Linked DNA regions of Mus musculus: regions 2, 3, 4, 5, 6 and 7 are each linked to region 1. A link is a loop called in an ENCODE intact Hi-C map of the cell type or tissue named here. Cell type or tissue: left cerebral cortex. All regions are shown on one strand.

Region 1 (4,000 bases):
GACTTCAGCAAGGAAGGTCTAGCATGAAGGTTACACATATGGTATATAATCAGATACAGTGAGTAATATTGAGAGGGAGAGTTGGAGAGAGGGAGAGAAGAGAGGGAGAGAGGAGGGAGAGAGGGAGGAGAGAGGGAGAGAGGGAGAGAGGGAGAGAGGGAGGAGAGAGGGAGAGAGGGAGGAGAGAGGACCAGTTCTGCTATCTGATGCATGCTTCCAAGTACGGTTTCTCAAAGTGCTTCAGTGTAGGACCAGTAAATACTCATTGAATTTTTTACCCCATAGAGGGTCTATTTTTGTACTGAAAGTCAAGTGAACTCACCAATTATTTGTGGTTCATTTTGAAGAAGAAAATAAAAGCAGAGCCAAGTCCAACAAGGCCATTCCCTGTGTAGCGGAGGCAGGGCTTTCATATAGTTTCTCATTGTGTGAGTATTTTTTTTTTTTTTCAGAGTACACAGATCTTAAATAGCGTAGCTAGAGAGTTGATATGGTTTGGATTTCAGATGATAAACAGTACCAAACGGTGTCATATTAAAATGTAAAAACTATGTATGCGTGCCACAGCCTCTGCCTGCTCTGAGTTCGTTTGTACGAATGTTTTTCTGACTTCTAAATCACACGTTTACTGAAATGAGCTCTGCTAGATATCAGTTTGCGCACAGGCACAATGTGTCTCAGGCAGATTCATAAAACAGATAGCTGAACTCTACTTTGACTTCTGACATCAACAATCTGACTTCAATATTTCTCCACAAAAAGAGACTCCCGACTCTCTGCTGTTGCACTGTGATGGATAGCTTTGCTGCTGACAGCGCTGAGCATAATGAACATATTCATCAGCATGAGGGGCTGTGCGTCCCACATCTTAAGTTTTTCAGCTAGTGGCTTTGAAATGCCACCCAGAAACACCTGCGCCTTTGCCTCATCGCTGCAGAACTGCAAAGCCACTGTGAAGAAATATTATTGTAAAGTTGTCTGTATATCAGCATTTCTGTTCTAAACAACCTTTTAATTGCCTAGCCTCTAATTTATCTTTGCCTGGAAACACTTGTAGACACATATTTTAATTTAAGCTGCTCTGTTTGACTCCTCTGATCATCTGGGCTTTTATTGTCACTGCCTCACAATAATCTAATGTCATATATAATGGCATCAAATTGGGGAAAGCCCTAGAAGCTGCCAATCCAAAATGATCTGAATGTTCTCTCATATTCGTTTAGATGGGCTTGATTTGTTTGTGCCAACATTATTCATTACATTCTGTGTCTAACTAGGCCAGTGTTCTCTTGCATACTCTATTCCTTTCAGCATACACTTGGGGTTTCTTAATCAGTTCGTCTCCTGTGCTATATAGTCCTCAGAATGGTTGCAAGCCATGCATTGTCACCAAATGATAGAATACAAGTGCCCTGACGGTGCTTACCACACTCCGTGCAAACATTTTACCATACTGTTCCTTAACTTTGGTCTTATAAAACAAACCTTGTTTTGTTTGCAGCTAGAAGACGAGAGTTGTGCCACATGCACAATTGAACATTTGCTGGAGAATTACATGTGGTACTATCACAGAGAGCTAACTTCTATTAATGAGAACTTACTGGGGAGGCTACTCCAAAGATGATCATATATGTCTTCCTGGGAGGAGAAGAGTTTTATTTTATAGCTAATTAAAAGTTTCTAAAGATGCTGTGGATTTTTTTGTGCAAATTAAAATTAATTAGAGTTATTAAGGAGCCATGAAAAGAAAGATTTGAGAAATAGTGAGAAATATTATTTAAACCCTAATGGAATTCAGTGAAACCCACAGGTCTATTACAGGCCTCTGATTTGCCAGGATCACTGCAGGGAATCTAACATTAATAAGCACACTGGTAATTAAATCATTTGTTACTTTGTCTGTAATGTTGTAATGTTTCACTGATACTCTGTCAGAGCTCTTTGTGCAGATCAGAGCTAATCAAAGGTAATCAATTTTCAGCATTTGAGAAATCTGTAAATGATTATACATTCATCAGATCATTTAGTGGAGTGCAAGGAAAGTGCAATGCAATTAATCTTCCTGCATGAGGAGGAATTACCACCACAGAATTCAACAGTTATAATTAATTTCATTGTCTTGCTGTGAATTTTGATTGCTTTTCTTTGGACTGTATAGTACAAATGATGATTCATTGCAAAGTATTTGCAAAGCAAACACACCAGTGTGCTATGCAAATTAAAGAAGCTGTATAACAGATAGGTTTCAAGCTTCCTATTTACTTATGGTGGTTGAGTACTAATTTGCCAAATAATAATTGCTTGTTAACTTTACACACTCTTCCCTTGAACATCAAGATTGGTAACCAACGTAAACAGAAAGCACGTGCTATTTTGTATTTTATGGTATGTATGCAAAATGCTACTTAGTGCTTAAACTTGTTCCTTTTACTAAATAAGCATAAAGATGCTTATTTACCTCTGAAATCATTTGCTATTTATTTTAGTTATACAAAATAGATATAAGAAACATATTATGCATGTAAATTTGCTTTCATGTATGCTTGTCTTTTATTATTGCCAATATAAACCTTTAGGAGATTTTCACTCCAAATATCTGATAATTTAAATTTATTTACTATCTAAAGTGTCAATTATTTAAATATTATTTTGGAACCTGATCCAGTGTTATCAGTTCTATCATTTAAAGATTTCCTGCACAATACCTTTCAGTGTGCCAATATTCTGTTCCCTTCAGACTACGCTTTTGGAAACAAAAAACTGATTAAGAAATGACCTAAAGTATAGTCTCACATTTTATGATTTACTCCTCAGCAATATGGTTTCCAAATATAAATAAAGGTCACAGTTAAATGAAAAAGAGGCATAAGTGTAACATTAAATGTTTGCCGAGATGACCCTAGTTTCTGCAATAATTAAAATGTAGTGCACACTTTCCTCTCCTGTAAACAGCTCTGTGAAATCCAAGTCAGACTAGGGCTCCTATTAAGGCTGTTTAAGTATTAAAACAAACTCCCATTCTCTCCACATGTTAGGATCCAAGAACACAAAGAAGACCTCATTTTAACATTTCTAACTATAGTATGTATTATGTATTTTGGTCTCAATTGAAAACTAACATTAAATGTTGTATTTGTCTTAAATACATTCTGTGCAGGATGTGGTGAGGCCTTTGTTGAATTCACATTGAAGAAAAAGTGGCTTTCCCATATGTCAGTGTTTTAACCCATAAATTAGCTTAAATTAGTTCACTCACCTGCTGGAACCAGAAAATGTTACTACCAGATTTAACTGTTCAAGAAAATTCAAACACACAACAACAACAAAACTCAAATAGGTTATCTAGGTGAACATATATTGAAATGCATAAAATTAAGTCGAGGCATCTCCATTTAAAAATCTATGGTAAGGTAAACAATACTACACAAGAGATAGAGATACCGTAAGGTGTAAAAGCGAATTCCTCTGTTATTTATTTATTTTTCTGTAAGAATCATTCTGTCTGGAAATCTAAACACACATTCAAATAATACATGATGACCAAATCATTATTTTGTTGTCAAAATCAACAGCATCACTCTGGGAAAGCATTTCACAGCTTCAGTTCTGTCAAAGGCTTTTAAATATTGTGTCTAAGGTAGAGAGGCAATGAGTGCCTCAGTCAAGATATGGATAAAGAAAAATAGTAAGCAAGAGAAAACCTGTAAAGTTATATGCAATCCTTTTTAAATTTAAATATACACAAAGGATCTATTTTTCATAGGAGATCTTTCTTTTGAATTCATTCACAATGCTTCACTTTTGTGTTTGCTAACATCTTTTTAAAATGTTTCACTTTTGCTAGGATCATAATAGTTTACTTGTGGATGGTTCAAGTAGCCTGATATGTTAAATATGGTTTGATTAATTTTCAGTTATTTAGACTGGTAAATTCAGAAAATTCACTTAAAAATAAGTTTTTTTTTCAGTTGACATAACTCATTAACTTGTAAAGGTGAAG
Region 2 (4,000 bases), 250 kb after region 1:
TTTAAAATATTTGATTAGAAATTAATTTTCACAATTTTATATTAATTCATATTAAACAAATGAAGGTAGATATATGCTATTTGATGAAACATGAATAGTCTGTAATGATGCTTAACAGCTCAAAAGGACCCAGTCTCCATTGCAGTCACTGGACAGGGTGGGTATATATTGTTTTAATGGATGGGAAAAATAAAAGTTTAGATTTTTTTTTACCAGTTATTAGAGATTTATGAATTAATTAGGGGAATTTGCCAACCTAATTTTATTTAAACATAATTTACATTTTATTTAAATTTTGTTCATAAATGTATTCAAAACATTTTATTCATCAACAGTAATGGTGAAACAAAATTAAAAAGAGAGTTTGGAAATAGCTTTTTTTTTTTTTTTTTTTTTTAGTATAGGTCAAAATATTCTGGCAACAGGAACTAGTGTTGTTCAGAATCACCGTGCTCTGCAGGGAAGTAAACAGAGTGTCTTACAGGAATAGAATTTTCTGGCTAGAGCATATGGGGGCAGGGTGATAAAGCAGGAGCTACAAGAATAAAAAACAATTTTTTTTTAGACATCCTCAAAACAAAACTTCAGCTTTTAAAATCATTTGTACAATGACAACTATGGTGTTAGGGGTGTGCTCATAATATAGAAAATGGAATTAGTGGTTTCCAGGGTGAGGTCTGAGCCCTTTGGAGTCACTGTCATCTGTCTCAGGCAAAGGCAGCCTTCTTAAAAGGAGATAATGCCCCAGAAGGTCAAGGTTAGTGGAGAAAAAACCGTGGAGCGCCTCAGCTTGCTAAGCTCTAATAGACATGCATCTATTACTGGTCGACTTTCCCTGACACACAGAGCGACACCAGTCCAATCTTCACTGACACCGTGATACAGAGAAAAAATTCACTCAAATAAAATTTTCTGTTTTTTTATGCAAAGAGAAAACATATTTTCAAGAGTTAAAACTCCAGAAAACCTCAGGTCTTTAATGCATAAACTGGAGACAATTTTGTCAGAAGTCAAATGAGACAGAGCTCTTGCTGATGGCATGTAGCTTGTCTAATCTGTATGGCATATTTTTGGATTTTGATCATAGTAAACAAGGAATAATTCATCCTAACAGTGAAAAATTAAATACAGTTATGGATTCAGAGGCAATCTGTAACTATTTTGGGGTCTATTAAATTTTCTTATTATTTTTTTCATCTTTTTCTGCCTGTTTTGTTGAACATTTCCATATTGAAATTAATATAGAACTTAATTAAATTGATATGAGCTTTCTATTCTTTTTCTGGGTCCATAATAACTCAAGGACAAATTACCTTCTGCAAACAAATCGTATTTACTTATTTTCCTGGAAGATGTTTAAATATTACCATTTGCTTGATTAACTGTCTACCTTAAATTTAGAGATTCATATTATTAAAAACAGTGCATTGTTTCAAAGCCAATACAAATCACGTCACTTTCTATCTAATCACTGCCTTTACTGCCATTAGCACAATGGTTAAATGGGGAGAGCTCCTCATGTTCTCAGAGATGCTCACTGTAGACAGGAAAAAAAAAAAAGCCCCAACTTGATACTGTGCTGGTATGCTGTAGCCGAGCTATTTTTAATATTTCCTTGTAACTGATTTGTAAGTGGATTGTGCTTAGGCGGTGTCAGAACTTTCCTGTCAGCTACTTTAACAGCAAAGAGATAGCTTGATGAATTATTCATTGAAGGCAATTTTCTCCTAGTCACTGAGTCATCAATCATAGTTGCCTAAAGAGCCTTGAATTGGCCAGCGGAGCTCTATTCACAGGTAGTGTGATTTAGGGAATAGGAGCCACATTCATTCTGACAAGTCAGGTAGCAGTAAGTAACTGAAGGTGTCTCCTTTACAGACTGCTAATGAGTCACCAAAATCGCATACTATTTCCAATTCCCTTTTTTGTTTTTTCCCCCTTTTTCAAAATATCACTCAGAATTGTAGCCATAGGGTGGTTTTGCCAAACAAAGGTGCAGTTGGATGAAAAACCAGTGTAAATATTTGCACATTTTTTCTGGCAGAAATCCTACTCTGAAAAGAACCTCTTCAAAAGGGAAAAGTGATTTGATACATGATTGCACGCATTTACCCATGTAATTGAAATAATGAGAGATGATTGCTTTGAGCTAATAGTCATAAGTTACTGGTCTTTTTGTTTAATCCAACCATCAGCTGTCAAGAGCCTCGCAGGAGCACGGGGAAGATGCACCAAGGATATCATTTACATCACCTCAGACTGTAATTTTGTTGTTTTTTTCAGAGCTGATACAAGCGTCAGATTCTATACAAATCTCCCTGGAGCATAAGCGCTCTGGTGTTGTTTTGATAGGAGCAGAGAGGAGAGGAGCACGTATACGCCTGCTCCTAGTAGCTTAAATGCTCTCAAGATCACAAATAAAATAAAAGCACATTTTGGGCAGAGTTCTTACAATTGTTAAAAACTAATTTCGCAGCATAGTCAAGGTATGTCTTTATCCTGAAAAACTCACATTTGAGCACAATTTTCAAATACATACATCTTCTATCATCACACCTATTGTTCTGCATGACAGATACCTTTGTGGTGTATTCTACATCATGCATTAATTCCCTAAGCGCTATCTATTGTATTAATACCAGCTGCCTATGACTGTTCAACCAGCACAGAAAACAGGAAAAAACAATGGTGCAGTGATGAGTCATAATTTTCATAGTCTTGCTTAATAAGGAGGTGTGAAAAATGTTTTCTAAATATTGTAGCTCTGCTGTTGTCTATATGTGATTATAATGTTTATGCAAGCAACACAAAACAATGTGTACACAATCAACATCTGGCTACAGAGATTTCACTATGGAAAGACTTGGGGAAGATTTATTGAATGTTCCTCACAAAGTAATTAAGTTTAAATTAAGTTTTAATACATTAGAAGCAGATTCCTACTGAAGAGATGCTCAAGCAGAGGAGTTAATTTCTGACATATTGGAATTCAGCAGATCATTCAACATGTCCTGGTCACTGTTGTTCTGCGGCTCCATTGAATTTTCCACTGGCTGTGTGGATGAAATTTTAAGTCCCTAACAGGACTGCGCTGGCAGTTGATGAAAGGAAAGAAGCTGCCACCTTGATGCACTATGCAAATCTTGAGGTAGTATCCTGAGTCCATGGACTCAGTCATTTTGAAGTATTTGAGTTGGGAAGTGAAGGACCTCATCAGCTTTTCATACAAAGAGGTGCTGTACTTACCCGAAGACCTAAGGAGGCTATTGAGAATGGGAGGATCCAGCTGGTAGGAACAATCAGGTTTTCCTGGTAAAGGCTGAACTGGAAGACCAACAGGATTCCTGTCAGTCTCAAGATGTGGTACTAGAATAATGTCCGGAGTGATGGCTACAGCTGACTCAGATGAGTAGCAGGTACTGATTTAAGCTGAACACAGTAGTCCAGAGCTGTGAAATGTTTGGAGGAAATAAACCTGAAAACTGATTCTAAAACAAAACTAAACCTCAACTGTAGACCCTATTCTGATTGGTTGCTGCAATATTAAGTTTCAACTTATTTGGGAACAGTAAGGTTTCATGTTTAGTGGAGAAGAAAGGAGGAACTCAGTGAAGAAGAGCATTGCCTCACTGCTAAGGAGACTTTAATGATAAAGCAATGTCTCTAAAATTTAGGGGAAAAGATAGTACACATTTTTGAGGTGCTACGGTGCTATGGACTACACATTCTTGAGTTTTATTCTACAAAATGTATAGATGCAGATTTTCCCATGACAACTATTTTCACAGGAGAACTAGGTTTCACTTATTCCTCAGTCCCTAGTGTTAAGTTGTTGACTGATGTGCTTAGGTAAGTTCAAGAAAAGCTCTTGAAATATGAAAATTCTCTTATCGAAAAAACTAACCTTAAACCATTGTATTTAAGTTAAATTCATCGCAGACAAAAAGACCAAGCTTGAACTCTGAACCCTTGGCTTCTCTGCTATAACTTTTATTATGGT
Region 3 (4,000 bases), 79 kb after region 1:
ATTCCAGTGGTAGCCTTGAAGGTTTAAATGGATTAGAATCACTATTTGAGTATTGTTGATAAATTATGAAAAGCATTTCTACATTCAAAACATAATGACACATTATTTTCATAGTACTTTGTGATCTTGCAACTACAGGTACTATTATCTATTTCAGTAGCTACAGATATAGTCAACTCAATTCAATTAGTCTTGAGTAAGTAGAGTTAATTTGTTGAGATTTCAGGTTAGCATAATTTCTTGCCAGTTAGAGAGAGAGACTTGTTAAAGATGTGTAATAAGACATATCTTATTTAACACATATTGTACTAGCTTGGTTTCAGAGCATAAGCGTTAGTAATTGATTTTACCTTGGCAACACACACACACACACACACACACACACACACACACACACACACACACACCACACCCTGTGGTTAGTTTACTCCTTGCTACTTTAACAATCAGTTACTGCTTTGGTGAAAGCCTAAAGCTTAATCCATTAAGAGCCATTCAGGACAAAACAAACAAACAAAGCTTTAACCACTTCAGTGACAACAGCCCAGAACCAACAACCAGCCTTCTAAGAAAATCCTAGCAATTTTAGGATCAATAGCCTCACACTGGATGCTACTAAGTGTCAGAAATGTGTGCTGCTAGAGCTTCAGAGAGTATAGCTAAATACAAACACATCAGGGAAAGATAATTTGATACATTTCACTTTGGAAATACCCATGCAGTCCAGAGAGTTGACAAATTCTATCAATAGGCATGAAAAAAAAATAATTCAAGCTTCACCTTGTCCTGAAATTTTCACCTCTATCCCTGAGAGTTGAGCTGTTAAAATAGCTTTTATTCTCTCCACATCCCAGCACCTCCCGCCTCCCCACATTCGGAAATATAAATATAGTTCTTTGAAAACAAATCTCATATCTTTAATGTATTTAGAAGAGCTTTAAAGTCCACTTAATTCAGGGCTACAGTTTGAACAAGAAGAGCAATGAGTACATTTATATTCAAAAGCAGTAAAAACAAACATTTTTCCACATAAGATTAAAAGCCTGTTCATTTCCTTTTATTCCAATGTATATTATCTTTTGTGAAAAGCTCCATTAGCTGTTTTTTTTTTACACATGCTAGACTCTTAAATAACAAACCAACACTATAGAATATGTCTCAGAGAGAAGCCTCACTATCATTCTGTGGACTAAGAAAAATATCTGCTTTAAAAAAAAAAAAACCAAAAAAAAACCAAAAACGTTTTTGCCATGTCCTTTTTAGTTTTTGAAAACAATTTAAAAATACTCAATCCCTTATGGTTCTTAAGAGCTCTTTACATTTGTACTTAATTAAAAACTCGGTAATGAAATAGGAGTACTGTTTATTATTTATCTAAAACTGTCAGTTGGTTAGATTTTTGTCCTCAAATTATCTGGAAGCATTAAATTATATGCTTTCCTAGGTAGTCAACAGACATGACTGGGATTGCCTTTAGGTGGTTTCCAGGCCAATTTGTTTACTGACTATTGCCTACTTATTTACATTTTTTATGTAATTTTTTTAAAGTCCTCTTAGTAAGGAACACTTCATATAAGAAGTTTGCAAAGCAATATCTTTAGTTTTCAAAAAAATCAGATAAAATGCAGGGTAATCTTTTTTTAACGAACTGTTAATAAAAATATTGCCCATTAATATTTTACAGATTAAAGAAATAAATCACCCTGCAACATATCATTAAAATGCACCGTTTTCCGGCGTGTCAGAAGTGCTGTTCAATTTTGTCTGGATTCATTAAAGCTCTCAGAGCATGAGTGTGTTGCCAACCGGAATGTGGGTGGCTGTAATGGCAGCCTGTAGGTTTGTATGGAAAACAAGCATGGTACTGTGAAAAAAATCCTTCTCTCACCCTACAGATACCTGTGCCGAGAGCTTGGAAGGCATTTCTATAGGCTCATTACGAGTGACTGTTAAAGTCCCCATTCACTGAGAAGCAAAGGTAAGTTTGAAAAAAAATGTATTGAGGAAACCGGAAAGGGGGTGGGGAGTGGGGTGGAATCACCTAAGATTGAAGCAGCCTAACCAAGTGACAGACACGTAGACAACTCCGATGCTGCCAGAACAACACTCTGCACAGCCCACCAGCAAGCAATTTGTCATAGCGACAAGAATATCCTCAGCAATTTGGCATCAGGGTCCTTGGACAGCCAACTGCGACTATACAGCACGAGTCGTGCTATTCCGCAACGTGAAGATAGAAACCAAGGTTCTCGTTATTATGTCCAAATGTGTTATTTTATGAAAAACATATCTTTTGTCATGATCAACATAGAGATAAAACCGTAGCAATTGATAATAGCTGGGGGCAAATAAAAAGAAATTGAGAAAAATACATCCTGGTATGTTTTTTGAGATGCCCCTAGTGTTGAGACTTCAGGATGTTTGCTTGATGTGTTCGGTCTTTATGGCAGGCTCCCACAGAGCTTCCAAGAAGTAATGAATCCATAGGTACAAGAATGAATTGGGAATGTTTGGCGAGGTAAATAACTTGCTTTTAGAAGTCTGTAGTCTTTTCTTGTTTTAGACTTTAGATCCTTGTATATGTGGTGGTGACTAACATGTTAGTTTAGTGCAAATCCTTTCTGATTGGTATGGTTTGAAATTAGGCAAAGAATTCAAGGTAAGTTGAGTTATAAAAGTGCAAAGGAAAGACTCTGTGCTCTTTATGTTCCTATCCTGGTAATCTATTGTAAAAGTGCAGTAAAGGAGAGAAGCCAGGAGCATAGGATAAAGGTACCAGATAAATAAGCACGGAGCATTCCCTTGCCAATTACTTGGCATCTTGCTTAGTAATTAATGCCACCGTAATGAAATAAAGTGGTAGGCACAAAGATTGGGCCTTTTGTGAACTCTATACAGAACCAAACACTCATAAAAATCTTGCTCAAAGCTAGCTTAGCTTGATTTTCTTCACAATCAAAACTCGCTAGAGAAAAAATTAGTATAAACCCAAAATGTGTGTGTATGTTTGTATGTGTATGTGTGTGTGTGTGTGTGTGTGTGTGTGTGTGTGTGTGTGTATGTGTGTGTGTTTTGAATGTATTATTTAAGGGTGACATCAGACAATTGTAGTATTGCTGCCTCCATCATATGGACAAGAACGTCCTTCATTCCCCAGACATTATGGAATCATGAACCCACTCTGCCAGAAGCAAATAACGTTATTTATTATTTGTTCTATGAAACACTTTCGGTAACCAATGCGTAAGTGGTTATAAGTGCCTTACAATGGATTTCCAAGATCTTATTCCTTCTTGTGCCCTATGAAACTTTTAGGAAATGATAAAAGCAGTCAAGGCTTAAATAACAATGAGGCTAATAGTACTAATGGATATTTTAAAATAAAAATATATAATTTAGTCATTTTTATATTTAAGATTTGTGCAAGACTAGAAAATATTCAACTAACATTATAATAATTTATAAACAATGAATTTATTAGATCTAACGCATTTATTACAATTCACTAAAACCACAACAGTAAGTTTTCCAATCTAGGTACAATAACTGAATAGTAGTCATGGTTTGGCGTTAGGGAATTAGAGAATGAGACATTTAATTACACTACTATGGAAATGATGTTGAGAACAGTGTGTGTTGACAGCATGTCTATAGAGATGATTAAAGAAAGGCTGAAGATTTATAATCTTGGAGGATATAGTCAAAGAAAGGGGAGGACTGAGAAGTGTGTGAGGAGCGTGCGTTTCAGGCTTAGCAACATAAAATATAGAGGAGACCGTAAAGAAACTAACTCTATTTTTTTCTCAGCTTTGCTTGAGAGTGGGGGGTGTTTTCCTTGTAAGTCCCATTAACATCAATGGGACTCATGCAGCTAAAACCTTGTGTAACTCTTAGACAATTTACTTCCTAGTGTCAAGAAAAGAGTACTACCTACTAAGAGCAATTTACTCATCTTGGTCTGTGCCTCCCATACAAAGATGGATTTGATAGCACCTAGCAG
Region 4 (4,000 bases), 230 kb after region 1:
ACTGGTGAATGTAATATTCCTAACTTGTCAATGCTTTTGCCCACAGTATATCTACTGACATCAAATTTATTAATATCTACTGATATTAACTTTGATGATATCAAAGTTCATTTACATCTTTATTAATATTAATAGCTACTCAGTCCCAGGAAAGCTCACTAAAATACCAAGATTATAAATAGCGTAAGAAGTGTGGGCCCCAGTTATACATCATTGTATGATTTTACCCCCTTTTCATGTAGACGTATACACAATGCTCAAAAATGAAAGTTTGCAAATGGTGATTAATGACTTCAGATGCTAACTTTTATCACATGGGCATTTTAAAGCATCAGGCTACTTCTAAATTACACTAGCATTTTGTCAAGCAGACTGAAGAATGCATTTGCTTTCACATTGCTTCAATAGCAAGGGCACACTGGTTGGCAGATGACACAGCACATGTTAATTCCTTTCCCCTCTTCCTCCTTCCAACTCAGAAATTTCCCAGCACCTGGAGATCTAAGGATGCTAAAGTAGTTCCTTGCATAGGTAAATTGATCTCCAGTAGTAGCCCTGCATTGTTGCTTATGATAGAAATACTTTTTTTGGGGAGGTGTGAGAAAAATAAAGGTTTTGCTAAACATACTAGAAATTGAATTTTAGTTTTCTTGCAGGAACTTGTGAGGATTTCACAGATTTTTAATATGGTTTAATGTACTGGCTTAAGAGCAAAATATTGTCATGCTATGTGGTATTCTAAGCCTGAATAAAAGTCTTTTTTTATTACACAAATAGTTTTAAAGGAGGGTAATTAGTGACTAGTGGCAAAAGAAACCCTGTCTTGAGAGGTTATGCCTAAGCCTCTTGAAGATTCCCCATATAAACAAGTGGGGCTGCTTCCCTCACTAGCCCTTCTTTGTTTACTCTGAGAAAGGTTCAAACTATTTAACGAGGGGATTACACATACTTTAACTCTATTGACAAAGATTAATTGATATTTTCCTGTTGGAGGTTTCACCTTTTGCATTTGGCTTCCCCTTTCCTATTGTTGTGGATGCTGTGATCAACAGAGCAAAGTTGCTTAAAGGTTATCCAAATTTCACAGCTTATCAGTACTCGTGCTAATTATATTTTTCCTTAGTAATACACATTTAGATCCAAGAACTGTTAACGTGTTTGAAGAGGCTGTTTTAAACCTCAGTTGTTGGAATAGAAAAAAAAATCATGACTAAAATCTGGATATTTTGGACAATATTGCTATCTGTATTATAGATGAAGTAGAGCATCGACTCAAAATGAATTATTAGTACTTAGAGCCAAATTTCTCTGAAAACCTAAAAATACTGTATTTCCCACCATAATATATATAGAAGATTGTGAAATAAAATTTCAACATCATACCATGTTCTTGGTAACACAATATAAAAAAATCAAGACTCCTACCATTTTGAGATACAATTCTGTGATAGAAATCTTTATAAATTTTTCCCCAAAATGTGTGTATTATGGACATATGGCTGCATATTTGGATAACACCATTTGCATTTTTCAAACTTGCATTTTTTTAAAGCACTAGCTTGGCTTTAGCTGTCAGAATGGCAAACTGCTGGTATATTCATCTGAAATTCTTAGCTTAACTCTTTGTCACTTTCAGATTTTATATAATGCTGAAATGTTCACCTTTCCTTTTTAATCTAATACGTTAGGCAGTAAAATAAGAAAGCACTCTCAAAGCAGAGTTTAATAATAGGAGGAGTCATGTCATAATGTGAAAAAAAAAAAGGATAGTGTCAAAATCCAACTGTATGAAACAGCTTTGAAAATTACTAGGGGTTTGGAAGTGTGGTAAATGGTTATATTTCAGATTAATACCCTGGAATAATTTACCATTTTTATGTATTCTAGGTTTGTTTTGCAATAAGAAATTTTAATTCCTGAACATTTAAAAATAGTAGCCTGGAATCTAGAACACCAAAGGAAAGGGATGGTGGGGCACAGGGAGAAGAAAATGCAAATCAAGACAGAGCTGATGTTGGTCACTGACTGGGACTGTATTTCAAAAGAAACGGAGCTAGATATACTGCATGCCTTGCAAAACGCCTTGTAAGTCTCTTTATGACATATTCTTGATGCTAAAAATGTGGCATATTTTGCACATGGCTTTGCCACATCATTGTAGGACAAGCTTCTTCCAATACCTTCTTCCTCACAAAAAGCAATCTTATTTACAGGAATCAAGCGCCACGTATGGTTGAATAATACCTGACATATAATTTACACATTTTAAAAATTATATTATCAAAAGAACATGTTTTGACTTGATTAAATTTCATATGAATTACACCTTCAAATTGCCATAACCAATAATTTTTAAATTTTCGAATAGCCCTCATAAAGGTCCATGTTCCATCTTCTATATATGTTAAAATATGCACCATTTTAAATTTTGCAATATTGTGCATATATTTGGACATATTGCAGACATATTTGGACATATTGTGGACATATTTGAATATTTCAGCTTTTCTCTTAATTGACATAGTATATGGCTACTTATATTCCCTAGCCACTTCAATCTGCTTCCTTCAAATTATGTTTTTGCAATGTGTTTATCTAATTATTACTTATTTATTAATTTTAGCAGAAGTATTTAATTAATTAGCATCTGATGCAAAGATAGAAGTAAATACCATCACATATATTATGCCACTGAATAGGTATAAATTTCACTGGTCTGAATGCTGGCAAATACAGTTAAACTTATTGATTTGGCTGAGTACATTAAAACAACACAATAAAAATATTTTACCACAAGGTAATGTAATATGACCACTGTATCAGCTATTTTATCCTTCAGAACCTAAATGCTAGCCTACCATAGAGCACATTGATCCTTTCAATAGTGTTACTACCATAAATATGATATTATCATTTCCCATCTTGGGTAGTGATGTTAAGTGATTAGAGGAGAAATATAATCAGAGGAAGCACTTTGAAAGATGACCTTGCTTTATCTCCTATGAAACACACAATGGGAGGATCTTGGAACAGCACCAGTTGCTAAGCTACTATGATATAATCTGCTCTGAGCAATAAGATACTGATACTTACTGATCATCTAGTGTCTTCAATATGAGGGAGATCATATACATTCAGTTTCTATAGCTTAGATGGTTCTTGAAGCTGATGAATACTTTTTAAATTTGTCAGTATAGTCCCTTAAGAACTATTTAGTAGGCCACTTAGTATGTATTTTCATTACTAAATGTGTGGCGGACAAAACTGCCTGGTCATGAAGTAGTGATGCTGATGGTAGATATTATATCTAGCAGCTTAATATTTACTATGATTTCCACAAATATGGCATCTTCACAATAAATTTGAAAGAAAATAAAGTCAAAGCAGAATTATAAACTAACATACATTTCCAGTTTTTGAGCTCTAAAAAGTCTTAATTCCAGTGTAACATTACTTTGAAATAATATAAAACCACAAGTTACTATTGGAAGGTGATAAACATGATCAGACTCTAATAATACAGATTTTAAATGTACTTAATCCAGCTATTAAAAGGCATAACTTAAATAGAAGGAACATAAGACTTAAACAAAGCAGTAGACAGCTGTCCAGAAATTAGCAATTGCTAAAGCACACAGATTGTGATTAAATTTTAATGTGGCTTTTAAGCAAAGACTCTTGCTTATCAGAGAGGAAGAATCACTGAGAAAATATTGTTATTGATTTCATCATTTTCAATGTAACTGATCCTTTAAGTAATTTTTCTTGCATTTAGTATCATGTTTTAAAGTGTCTGCATATAATGGGCAAATCATTCTAGAGTAAGTTCATTTAAAATTTTTAGTCAAATTATAAATTGTTACCCAGTATATGCCACTCAAACCATTAAGCAAAACAAAAATACAACAACAGGAAAGTAGGCCAGTCAAATAATGGAAATTAAATGGTCTTCAAAATGATATTTGTATTGATTTTTTAAGGACTCTAGTCTTTGAAATTA
Region 5 (4,000 bases), 800 kb after region 1:
TTTTTGATAAGGTTGGCCAAGTACTCTTTTTTTTCTCCTAAGAAAACATTGCCAGCTTTTAAAATCACATTATTAATTATAGAAATTATTGAAGTATTAAATAATAAAATTACCACCTTATTCTTGCTCTGAATTTTTCAACACTCATCCCAGTCTCTAATTATTCATTCAGCACATTTTAATAGAGCAAACACAATAGTTCTTCCTATTATCAAAGTTTCCTCAGATACTGGAATTCTATTAGGTTCAAAGATTCTTTGGCTACCTGTAATATAGCGACGGAGAAAGGTGTTGATCCCCCAATAGGCATGAACACGCTCTCTCCTGAGACTACATAAGCTTTATGAAAGAAAAAAAGAGGAAAATCTGCACTACTTCAAGGCTATTTTGTACCATAAGTGCAAAACGAACATATATCAGACTCAACAAAATAGCTATACTTTAGATTTCTAGAATGTACCTCTAAAACAATGTTGAAAGTTTCCATATAGCTAATTATTCGTTTGTGAGAAATTCTTAGCAGGCAGAGGTGTGTATTTGGCTTCTGAATACTAATGGGAATTCTGTTCATATTTTTTCATCTATGAGCCTTATTCACAAGTTTGAAAAAGAATTTCCAACTTATAATGCTCAACTTAGAAATAACATCATTGCACATCAGCCGTGAATTGATTATTTTTATAATACTGCACAATCAAGGATTTTTCTTGACTCCTGCCATACCCGTCTAGAGCCAAGAATTCAGGGGCAACCAGACCCAAAGGAAAAATATCATCAGTTATTGTTTAGGGCTAATTTAACAGATAATTTAACTTCAAACAACAATGATTAGGTCATTAAATTTCAGAGTCATGAGAAAATGAAAGAACCAACCGAGAGACAATTCGCTCTAACCCCATTACAGTTTTCAGTCTTCCTATTCAATCAAATTAAAACAAACAAACAAACAGTATCTGCCTAAGCAGGAAGATACCTTTGCTCCTTAAAGCACACAAAGAGGGAAGCAATAACAGGAAATGAGGAGGAGGAACGAAAACGAAGGTGTCTATTTCAACCCGGGATTCTATAAATATAGGAGAATTCAACTTTAGCCGGAAAATGAATATCCAAACGTGTAGTTATTGAACATGCTCTTTAGTAGCCACCCGAAGTTTGCAAATTTCGCCAAGAGCTATATGCTCTTTCCTCCTGTGAGGGCTTTTCCGCAATGTCAAAGACTCTGAAATGCTCTAGGCCACAAACCCGGAAAAGATGTAGGCCATTCCATCTCTCCTTACAGACTTACATGCAGAATTCTGAGTTATTTGTTATTATCTTAAGTATCTTCTCAGATCACGGTCTCGGGATTTCCGCCTATTTTAAGTTTTGCTAAAGGGCCAGGATGCAGCAGCGATGTGGAAGCTTAACAACTATGCTTGACTGTTATAAGAGGGAGGTGCAGGTGGAAGCATCCCGCTGCATTTCTCATCTCTTCCCTTCAATTCTTCCAAAAGGAAGATGATTCCTAGCGATTCTCCGCGCTTCCGCGGTAATCTGCTTCCCAGCCCGCTTTTGTCTCCCTAACTCCATGCTGCTCCTAGCGTTCAGGAAATTTCCTACCCGAATAACAGAGGCGAGGGCAATAAACCAGAAGGAGATAGACTATTGAAAAATCAGTTTTACCAACTACCGGGTGAGTGCTGAGATCTGAAACTGCACCCCATAAACAAAGACTAACTAACAGCTTCTTAGAAGTAGGGAAAGGATCTTAGACGGCTAAGAAGGAAGGGTAAGGTAGGGGAGCCTGCGTCCGCAGCTCTGGGAAACCAGTTCCCCAAGCGGCGGCGGTGTCCTGGGCTAGAGCGCCCTCGCGTTGCTGCTCGCCAGCAGCGCGGCTCATTGGGCAGGGAGGCCCGCAAGTGCTATCTGAACGCGGGCCCAGAACAGGCCTTGCAGCCGAGCAGCCCCAGCTAGCTCTACTGCCTGGTCCATGTTCTAATAGCATGTTCTGTTGTTAGTCCCTAACCCGAGACCTCAACTCCGGACCGAGTCCTGCCGCTCTACTTGGAGTCCAGCCCAGCGCCCTCGACAAAGCCAGTCCGAGTCCATAGTCCCAGGGCAGGCCATCCCGACACCGCAGCCCGGCCTCTCTCCGGAGCTTCGGGAGGAGTCAGCCAGAGTCTGGCGCGCTCGCAGCCACCGTGGGACAGCCAGACTCTGGAGCATACAACGCTGGCTCCTAAGTGTGCATTAAAAATCAATTATTTTCCTGAGATTTCCAAAGCCGGGAACTGAGCTATTCCCAACAGGGACAAAGTCAAGCCCAGAACGGTGCTCATTTCCCTCGATTTTTTTTTCCTCCTCTGTGAGACCAAGAAGTCTCCTTCTCTCAAGTGGCTCTGAACTCGACCTGCACCAGATCCGCTTAGTCCTGTAGAGACCATAGCTTGTCGCAGCCAAAGGAACTGAGGAAAGAGGGCCCGCACTGGGTGAGGCTGGCAATGCCAGTGTGAAAGTAGAAAAGAAAGCATGAGAGAGAGAGAGAGGGAGAGAGAGAGAGAGAGAGAGAGAGAGAGAGAGAGAGAGAGAGAGAGAGAGAGAGAGAGAGATTGGTTCTTAATGATATTAAAAAAAAGTCTTTATGCCAACGATCCCAGGTTTGAACATTAAATTTCCTTGTTCTCTGAAGCAGCCATGAAATTCAGAAATTTCTCCATTAAACGAAATACCTTACACTTCTGTACATACTAGAGTATCCCATTGCCTTCTCCATATAAATTTATCTTCTTTTTTTCCTTCTTTGAAATATCTAAATCCTCTTTACCTAGGCAGCCACCATGATTTCTGCCCACGTGGACAAATCACGCATTCATCCACCTATGGCTGTGAGAATCTACTCGCTTGGAACAATTTCCAAGTGGGAAAAAAGAACACTTAAGCCTCCAAGAGTCTAGATTTAAGGGTACATCCACAGTAGCCTGTGGGACACGCTAACCACCCACCACCACGTGCGGCAGGGAGACTTTCACTTACCGATCTCCTGGTGAGAGTGTTCACAGTTCTCAAGTCCTCAGCAGCCTTCCGATAACATCGAGCAGAACCTTGGATTGGGGGGTGGGGTGGGGGCACCAAATCGGGAGGGAGGGAGGAAGACAAAACATAACACTACGTCATATATTCCGCAGCCCAGCGCCCCTGGGCCTACATTTCCTGGACAAAGTCTTCAAGAACTGAGTGGGGGAAAGGGCCAATTTAGGAGCTGGAAACTAAAAGATAGCTTGGTTTTAACTATTGGAGCTTAGGGGAGGAGTTCCTGGAGGAATGGTAAAGCAGGGCAATTGGGGTGAGAGAAAAGAGGGAAATTGGAAGCAAAAGAAAAATCGAAAATGGATTTTCCAGCTATCTGGAAGATCGCTAACACCCTTTAACTCTTACAGTAGGAAGAACTCAGTCATATTGTTGCTAAAGAGAATTTAGATGACCACTACTCTTTTTGTAACTTCAGGATCCGGCCTTGAGTAGAAGTATAATGAGGGGAAATTTTAAAACTCAATGTTTACCTACCCTGCTTCTTAGAAGGGCTGTGCAGATTTTCCTCTGGAGATTTCCGTCTGTCTGGGAGAAGCTGGAGTATGGCTGGGGACAGGGTTATCTGCTGAAGTAGGAATGTACAGGAACCCCGCCCCTCTAGACACAGTTACACAACCTCAGCAACCCATCTCAGCCAGCACTGAAACCTGCAATGATCTTCACCGTCACCGTTTGTTAACCTAATTCTCCAACAGGCTTTTAGCCTTAAAAAGAACCAACTATATTAGCTACTCACAAAATTAATTTATCAAAATTAAAATTATTTCAATGCATGCAAAATCCTCAATGACAAAGTAGAAAATACATGTTGTAAAAATCAAAATTTTATATAGACTTCTAATATATTTTATGTGCCCATCTCTTTGGGGTGAAATATGTACCAACTTGAATACATATTATAATCAATACACTTCAGGACAGATTTTTTTTC
Region 6 (4,000 bases), 240 kb after region 1:
AAGAGGGTAAGGCCAAAACTCCTTTTGTCCTTGGAAAAATATGCCATCTGCATTTAGCTTATGATATTCAGCTGGGAACAAACTCCTAGCATAAGGATGTCGCTAATACAACCCTCAAGTTAAACTGTAAATTCAGAGCATTTAAAATGCCTTATAATAGTCAAAGCCAGTAAAATCGACCCTGTATATTTTTATTTCATCTCTGTTGGATCATATGATATTTAATAATTGGTTCTGGCACCTCGTTGCAAATTATTATAACTTTGAGATACAACAGTCCTATTGAGCATATGGGTAGCACAGGCTCCGAACATATATATGATACCGCCTCTCTAGAGGACCTTCTGTCTTGTTTTCCTTAGCTTGGAAGGGTCAGGTAAATTCTGTTGTGTCGTCATGTGTTAAGATTCTTCAGTCTCTGTTTTGCAGGGTAAATGCTTAATGCAACTGATTACTCCCACCCCCACCCTCAAATAACCGTGAAAACTTTCCTTGCAAAGCCAAAAGAGACATCCATGCATCTGGGGTGCAGTTCGATTGAGCTGTTACAAAGCGCTTCCAGTATCAGTGCATACGAATTCGTTAGTGCAAAAAAGGTTTTATTCCTTGATGCCATATTGTGTTCCAGTTTAAATACAAACTTCAAGACTTTCAGGAGTCAAGAGACCTTCCTTTGCTATTAGTAGCATATGATAGTTCTTCCTTCATCCTGGAGAGGATGGGAAGCCGATGGTAAAATACGACTGACTCCAAGAAACATTTCTTAGAGTGAAACATTCCCCTTTCAGCATTTTTTTTTTACAGCTCTACTCGATATAACACCCTGCGACAGAATTGGGAAGATCATCTCCAGCTCATATCCCATCAGGACTGTTTTCAGTATCCCCAATGCTTTGCCTTTATATCTAGCCCACGAGCCTTGACTTGCTCTTGCATTATTTCACGTTAATTGCTTTAATGTTTATTGCTACATTCAATCATAACATAATATGTGCACAGAGGTAACAATTACACAGTAAATTGTCCTTCCAAAGAGATGTCAAGATGGACATTGGTGGGTGGGGTGGGCAGAGGGTGATGATTTATAACTTATGTTGACATTTTGGGACAAAGCTGGTTCAATTTCTCTTGATTTCATTATAATACCTAATAATAATTTCTCTTTGTCTGTCATATAATTTGTCGTTATGATAACGGCTCAGCTAAAAAGTTCATGAGGCTGGGGGTCAATGGTTAAAGACAATTTTGAGCTTTATGTTTCTCCATTGCTACAGCAATACTGTATCATTCAAAATGGCATGTTGGTGGAAAGGAAACACTGCTATGCAAGTCTATAATTCTCACCCACTGTGAAACTAAATATCTCATTTAAAAACAGTTTTATACAAAGGCACTTGGCCTCTATATTTGTATACATGTATATTTTATCTAGATAACTATAAAGAAAGTATTTTGAAGCTGGACATGTTGGTACATGCCTGTGATTTTTGAATTAGAGATGCTGAGGCAGGAGGATCTTAAATTCTAAGCCAGCCTGGATGACATAGACTCTGAATCAAGAAAAGAAATATCAGTGTGACACTCTGTAGGGTAGTTTCCCGTTGTTATGATTACAAAATCCATCTCCCAGTGAACCATCCTACCCTGGGAGCTGCCCTTGAGCAGCTCCTTCACAGTTCACTTGTCAGTCGCACCGTGCTAATATTAAGAACTCTGCTAACCCTGACAAGCAGCAAGGCAACTCACCACTGACCCTGGCTGGGAATCAGGAAGCTGCAGTTCTATTCATGCCACAGAGCTGAAAGTATCTTTTGCTACTGGGGACTTGCCTTGCATCACGGATTGCTTGCTTGGCAGCATATGAGCCAGTAGGTGGAGTGCTTGCTAACAATAATTGAATACACAACTTTAACTTCAAATAAGTAGAAGCCACTTTTCCTGTTATAAATTGCTAAAATTATGCGTATGCTGATTTCTTTCTTCAGTTATAATTATTTGGAGGGAAAAAATTCACCAGAGCAGGGTTGAGATGAATGCAGGACTGTGGTTACATAGTAGAACTTAGAGGCAAACTGTGCCCAAGCTCATTGTATGGTGTAAGCATTATGTAAAAAGACGGTGTCTCAATCACTCAAGTGTGTTTGATTCAGTAAATAGATCTAAATATCTCTTGAAAAATTTTTTAGTATTCATGGTGTTCAAAGGACACACTACTATTGACATACTGTACAGGGAAAAGCTTAGATAGAATTAATTACACGTGTTAATAATCATAGTAAATTCAACACCTTTGGGAAGAAAAGTTGCAAGAGATGCTTCCAAAATAAAGTGTAACTTTCCTCTGAGAGTGCTTGTTTTCTTCCAAAAGAAGGCTTTCAAATGTATTTTAAAGCTACAGCTAGAGACTTGCTAACTGCATCACTCTAAATCTATCTATATCACACCTAAAGATGTTAAAGCAACATTTAGAACTCCAAGGAGAAAACAAGCAACAGAATTTAGAAAGCAGGAACCACATGGAAACAAGAAAAGTCTTCAGTCATTTTTTAAGAATGTGAGTTACATGATGTGGAAGATGAATATTTGAGAGTTTTAAAAAAGAACCTCATTCCTTATCGGGAACACTCGCATGCCACAATCCGTGGCTTGGGAAACCTGTAGTCTGCAGGGCTAGGAAAAAAATCATTTCATTTAAAGAGGCAACTGTACGATCTTCAAGGCGAACACTGCTGAACACTGAGCATTTCCCCTTTAACTTTTTCATCTCAAAATGATAAATTTTGCTAGAAATAAGATTTTAAGGCAAGATATCATGTTATATAGCCCAGCCTGGCTTTGACCTGTTATTCTGTCTTAACACTCCCCACCCCAGGCTATGATTGTCAACATTTGCCACCACAGTCATCATTCAAAGTAATTTCTATGAGGACTCAGTTGTCCCTTCAAGTGTCCCAGCATGTTCTCAACGCCCACTAAATTCTGGATAGATTTACATTTCAAATATGTAGCTTTTCCCCTTTAGGTAGACAGTGGAAGAATCAGAGTGCCTTGTTAAACAAAATGAAGCAGCCACAATTAATAACAAGTAAACTCCACCACATTCAACAGCTTTATTCCAAACAAATGATGACTACACACTCCACCGTTCAAGGGTGACCAAGGGCAAAATAGAACCTCCCTGAGGTCACAGAAAAAGAGAAAGAATATTCACTGAGAAATTAAAACTGAGAATTCTATCTCTTCCAAACTTGTGAAGACTAAATATTGTTCATTTTCATAAAAATTATGGAATTTGGCCCGTAAATAAAATGACAAATTATGAACAGAACTCATTTAAATAACTTGGCCATGAAAAAGAACTTTGGGGAATTTATTTATTCCAAAATTATTTTGAAATTGGGAAAATAATGAGTCCTGGTATATCCCAACTTCATAAATAAATAAATAAATTTGTCTGAGTGTAGATAGCTTGTGAAACAAGCCAAAGCATTGAAAAACAAAGACTCTCTGTATCTAATCTTTATCTTCCATTGTGTTTTTAGATTCTGCAAATAGCATTATGAGACTAATTGGTATATTTATTTCTTTTATTTGAAAAATCAGTTCACTCGCTTGCTTGTCAGTGGCCTTTCAGTCTTCCGTGCTCCATGTCTTTGATATGGTACTTTTCCTTAGATGTCATTCTCAACCCATGTTCATCCCTTGATGGTTAGGCAGCAATAGACTTTACTGAGAAATAGAAACCTGTCAGTGATTGATCTCCTCAAGACCATATTCTCCCTTAACAGAAGCTATGAAGAGGCCCTGTCCAGTGTTGCACTGTTGGTGTTGACTTGTAGAGTGAAATGTTCTGCACACAAGCACAGCAAAATATTTTGGTAAAACGTAATTATCAGAAATTGTGACACTGGACCATTAATTCCCTGTATATTAGAGTGACACTTGACTTGACTCGCCCATTCTCATTCCAGACCCATCTGAAATAGGCAATTCAACTTAA
Region 7 (4,000 bases), 810 kb after region 1:
AAAAAGATCGCGGCCAGGGCCAGGGCCAAGGCCCAGCATTTCCCAGGGATTGGAATTTAGTGCGGAGCACACAGATCACAAATCCTCACTGGCTCAAAGCGCGCCACGTTGTAAGCAGAGGCCGTAGCCAGAGAGGAGAGGGAGGTGGAGACACATAGGTCACGAGTATCTTTCCCCTCCTCTTTAAGGTAAAATACTCTACCCATGCCAGCATTCATTTTGATGAGCTCTTAGCTAAATGATCTCTCAGTCTTGATATAAAAAAAAAAAAGGAAGGAGAAAAAACAGGGCCTATGTGTGGTACTAAAATCTACCAGAAACATGCAATACTCAAAATAATAGGGAGTTATTCTGATGTTCTCACCCCCCAAATTTGAAATGGGGCGCAGAAAGAGGGGAGGGAAAGAGAGGGAAACGCTAGCGAAAATTATCCACAATTACAAATAGCTAGCAAATTTTATATCTATTGGAGTGTTGTAAGAGATCTTTGATTATTTGTCCCCAAATATCCTTCCACTGCTTGGATCTCTTCCTACATATCCGCTGACTTTAAAACAAGCTATGCATGACGGAAAAGGCCAGGGTTCTAGCAATCAGCTTTGCAAAACACATTGGTGCCAAAGGTTGATTTCTAGGCTTGGGGTTTCTCACGGAGCCTGGCGACGTGATGAGCTTTGCCAACCTAGCTAGAGAGATCTGTGAGCCTGGGTTGTCTTGTTCATTTCCCTTCCCACTCTTTTCTCCTCCTCAGGCCCATTTTCCCTGGTGGTTCCTCAATGCGCTTGCCTTCCTTCCTCCTCCCCTCTCCCTTCTTCCCCTTTCACTAACCCACCCCTTCTCCCTCCCTCCTTTCCTCTCCCCTTCACTCCTCCACCTACTCCTCCCCATCCCCCAGCCCCCCTTCTCACCACCGCTTATAATGGCTCCCGGGGCTCCCTCAGAGGTGGACGGCCCGGTACGTTTTCGTAGTCGGTCTAGCGTGAAATGATTCGGTGTAACCGGATTCTTGGGAAAGGACAGGTTACGTAAACATTTACTGATGTGGAGTAACTATACTATTTGTACTCTGATATGCAGGAAGGAAAGTGTTGATTAACACAGAAGAAAAAAAAGCGAAATTAGCTGATTGCATGCTCATAAGTGCAAGCTGTCATTGAACTGCTTTTAAAATAGACACAGCTGGGTGTTTGTGTTGAAAAATTTCTTGTGTTTTTGCTAATACTGAAATAAGCATGATTTTGTATACCAAACATTTTCAGATCATTAAAATTTGTAATCTGTGCTGGTTTTAAACACAAAGAAAAGAAACAGAATCATTTCGATGTAAAATTTGCTGATATTATATTAACTCAATCAGGTCTGTACAAATTGTGCATTGTGTCTCCTAAAATCTGTTTGATCAATTTAATACACAAAGTGCCAAACGTGGGTATTGTTTGTTAACATTGGACATTTTATTCAAATCTGAGCTCAGCAGTGAACTGGAGGAGTTGTTCCTTGAATACAACACCAGCTCTGACTGATGAATTTTTAATGTTTTGAGGTGCTTCTTAGGTTAAAGCTAAGTGTGTATTGTTTTGTTACCCCGTGGAAGAAATTAGCAGGCAAAGTAAGGTTTTTTTTTTTTCTTCTGTTTACTTTCAAGGAGCAAAAACTGGGTTTTGTACAGTGAGAGCTGCAATACTCTGATTTTATATGTCAAGGCTTATGGCGGCTTGAAAATTGTTTTGCATGCAGATTAAGGGTGTGCTGTGTTATTTTAAGGTTACGTGAATGCGAGTCTCTCAAAGCAGGATGATTGATCGTAAAAACATAGCATATAGTTTGAAATAATATTAAAACTAGTTTCCTGATGCAAAGGTTATTTGCAATTCCCGAAAAAGCAAGTTTGAATCCCTTTAAATAATTTTACTTGTTCTTTATGGTGAGATGGGGCTATATATCAGAATGCACACACATATGTATATCAGGCTTGTTCAACAAAACATGCACTGTTTACTCAGAGGCTTATATTTGTGTAAGCAATGGTTTCTTTTTAGATCTGCTGCTAGCTGAAGCAGAGGGGGAAGGAGTTCCTGGACAAAGTATTGTGAAGTTGAAAGTCTCTGGATGAGGCTTTGTATATCCTACCAACCAATTTGGGTGCAAATTGGATTTGAAGTCCTGCCCACGTCCACCGAGGGCCTCTTCCCTCTGCACATAAAGCCCTGTTTTCAGCCTCCTAGTCGCTGTGATTACCTTCAGAAGACAGAGGGCAGGCAGCCAGTGGTCTCAGACCGGAAACAAATCCCCCCACCAGTATAATTTTCCCTCCTAATCAATTTAACCTCACACATATAAATTTGCAAATGTGTAGTCTTAGGAAAGTAATGAATAGAAGAGCACACCAGAGTAAATGTGATCTGTTAGTTTACATAGTGGTGACCTCGTAGACCTCAGCTCTCATCCACTACCTACTCACTCAAAAAAAAAAAAGGACAAGAATTGTAGAGCGAGCAATTTCAGCAGAAGAGTTGCTGGAGAAGTGTAGATTATTCCTTGTCAATTTTAAAATTAATCTCCAAGCTTACACAGCGCACTTCATTCGAGCAGGGGGCAGCTTATTTTTATTCCATCTTTGAGGGTGGATGGATGTTGCATTTTCTTTCTTGGGTACATTGTTTTGTTTTGTTTTGGGCCATCTTTACTTTCTAGTAACAAGGGTGGGCCATATTTATCAACTTCCATCTTTCCCCTGGGAGCAGAGACAAACTCAAGCTAAAGTTCTCTTCTTACAAATGCACAGGACGGTTTGTGACCTCTTGACATGTGGGAGTCAGTAGATCCCATGCTGAGACATCCAGGTATTTCAGTGGTTCTGTAACAAATGAAGTCTGCCTTCCCTAGAGCCAACTTGTCTATAATCTCTTCCTAACAGCAGGTAATGGTGCTAACATTTAGTGATTAGAAGTTACTCTTTAGCGTGTTGTATCCTTGTTCTGTGGGTTTTGGTTACAGGTTATACGATTAGGTTTGCGAGAACAGTAGTGAACTAAACTTCCCAGTAAGAGGTCTTCACACCAGGGAAGTGTGACTTTTCCTAGGCAGCCCTGCCTCGTCACTCATTAGGGAGCTGCAGGTTGTCAGAGGCTGCTCTCAGCAGGCTCATGCACGCACCCCTAACGTCATCGAGGGCGCGCATATGTGCATGGAGTGGGTATACACACACACACATAGAGCTCTAAAACTAAATTAAGAAGCCGATGATTAAGACAAGCGTCTACTAGGCCTGTCATTTCAGCATCCTTCCATCATAACATTGTGGCACTGGCAATTTTGCTTGAGAACCTTGAGGAAAAAAAAATCTAAGGGAGAGCCTCATATTTGAGAGTTGAAATGTTTAACTTCTATAAGCTAGGGAGCCACTTCAGAAGCCAGGCAGTTAAAAGGAGGAGGGAGAAAAGGGGGGAAGTGGTCTTCATGGAAACTCATTGATTTCTCTGGGCACATCTCTTTGATATGGCCATGTGTCCTATGTGTAGCAAAGCTAGATCCACTAGCACCCAAAAACTCCCGGGTACCAACAGCCCTAGAGAGACTCACACATAATGGCATCACCCTAGAGCCAAGAACCATTGAGTTGCTCTGAACACAGTCTCTGTAGAATACTCTGAGCATTTTTGATGAGTAGGAAGGCCTGCTGCCCTTTAATGTGTTTTCTGTTACTTGCTAGTAGCTACAGGACTACTGGGAGTTGATAGTTTAAGAAGTTGAGCCCCTGGTAAGTAAGACACTCCAGTTGTAGACCAGAACCAATTGGGAGAAATTCTCTCACACACCAGATAGGCAAGCCAGTCCTGAAAGGCCAGTGTCTATAATTTCCCCTAGTTGCCCAAGGAATCAATGCAGTCCACTTTCCCAAGAAGACAAGGAACATTGAAGAGAAAAGAGAGAGTGGAAGTGTGGTCCCAGAACTGGAAATTGAAGACAAGGCTTGGCTTCTTAGTTCTCCCCACCCCGT

What was found. Peaks named below come from ENCODE experiments on the same cell type or tissue, not always from the same donor. Only the 100,000 strongest peaks of a DNase experiment are listed, where the experiment ranks them.
Region 2: it touches region 1 in a loop (4-fold over the local background); 5 of 42 quality-filtered maps call a loop at or near these places.
Region 3: a loop joins it to region 1, with 11 times the contacts of the local background. A loop is called at or near these places in 5 of 42 quality-filtered maps.
Region 4: a loop joins it to region 1, with 4 times the contacts of the local background. A loop is called at or near these places in 4 of 42 quality-filtered maps.
Region 5: a loop joins it to region 1, with 4 times the contacts of the local background. A loop is called at or near these places in 4 of 42 quality-filtered maps.
Region 6: it touches region 1 in a loop (2.7-fold over the local background); 6 of 42 quality-filtered maps call a loop at or near these places.
Region 7: a loop joins it to region 1, with 9 times the contacts of the local background. A loop is called at or near these places in 6 of 42 quality-filtered maps.

Annotation. Positions count from the first base shown.
Region 1 is chr12:50,189,233-50,193,232 of GRCm38, reverse strand. No RefSeq gene overlaps it. Among named protein-coding and RNA genes, the nearest start is that of Gm34523, 31 kb to the left of the region's middle. In left cerebral cortex, no CTCF peak of the experiment used is centred here; DNase peaks (open chromatin) are centred at 821, 1,345 and 2,119; H3K4me3 peaks cover 355 bases; H3K27ac peaks cover 1,480 bases.
Region 2 is chr12:49,943,723-49,947,722 of GRCm38, reverse strand. No RefSeq gene overlaps it. Among named protein-coding and RNA genes, the nearest start is that of Gm40418, 170 kb to the left of the region's middle. In left cerebral cortex, no CTCF peak of the experiment used is centred here; DNase peaks (open chromatin) are centred at 722, 1,687 and 2,236; H3K27ac peaks cover 395 bases.
Region 3 is chr12:50,110,259-50,114,258 of GRCm38, reverse strand. It overlaps Gm40419 (a long non-coding RNA gene), which reads left to right. Exons shown (of 3, transcript XR_872736.2): 2 at 1,896-1,978. Among named protein-coding and RNA genes, the nearest start is that of Gm40418, 8.0 kb to the left of the region's middle. In left cerebral cortex, a CTCF peak has its summit at 2,391; DNase peaks (open chromatin) are centred at 2,740, 2,834, 3,134, 3,973 and 5 more places; H3K4me3 peaks cover 1,066 bases; H3K27ac peaks cover 3,388 bases.
Region 4 is chr12:49,961,807-49,965,806 of GRCm38, reverse strand. No RefSeq gene overlaps it. Among named protein-coding and RNA genes, the nearest start is that of Gm40418, 160 kb to the left of the region's middle. In left cerebral cortex, no CTCF peak of the experiment used is centred here; DNase peaks (open chromatin) are centred at 494, 1,559 and 2,074; H3K27ac peaks cover 936 bases.
Region 5 is chr12:49,389,483-49,393,482 of GRCm38, reverse strand. It overlaps 3110039M20Rik (RIKEN cDNA 3110039M20 gene), which reads right to left and starts at 3,831. Exons shown (of 3, transcript NR_026733.1): 1 at 3,544-3,831; 2 at 3,013-3,080. In left cerebral cortex, CTCF peaks have their summits at 1,617 and 1,820; no DNase peak of the experiment used is centred here; H3K4me3 peaks cover 4,000 bases; H3K27ac peaks cover 4,000 bases.
Region 6 is chr12:49,949,817-49,953,816 of GRCm38, reverse strand. No RefSeq gene overlaps it. Among named protein-coding and RNA genes, the nearest start is that of Gm40418, 170 kb to the left of the region's middle. In left cerebral cortex, a CTCF peak has its summit at 1,855; DNase peaks (open chromatin) are centred at 718, 1,846, 2,584 and 3,991; H3K27ac peaks cover 3,626 bases.
Region 7 is chr12:49,378,772-49,382,771 of GRCm38, reverse strand. It overlaps Gm34304 (predicted gene, 34304), which reads left to right and starts at 944. Exons shown (of 2, transcript NR_168648.1): 1 at 944-955. In left cerebral cortex, no CTCF peak of the experiment used is centred here; no DNase peak of the experiment used is centred here; H3K4me3 peaks cover 3,874 bases; H3K27ac peaks cover 4,000 bases.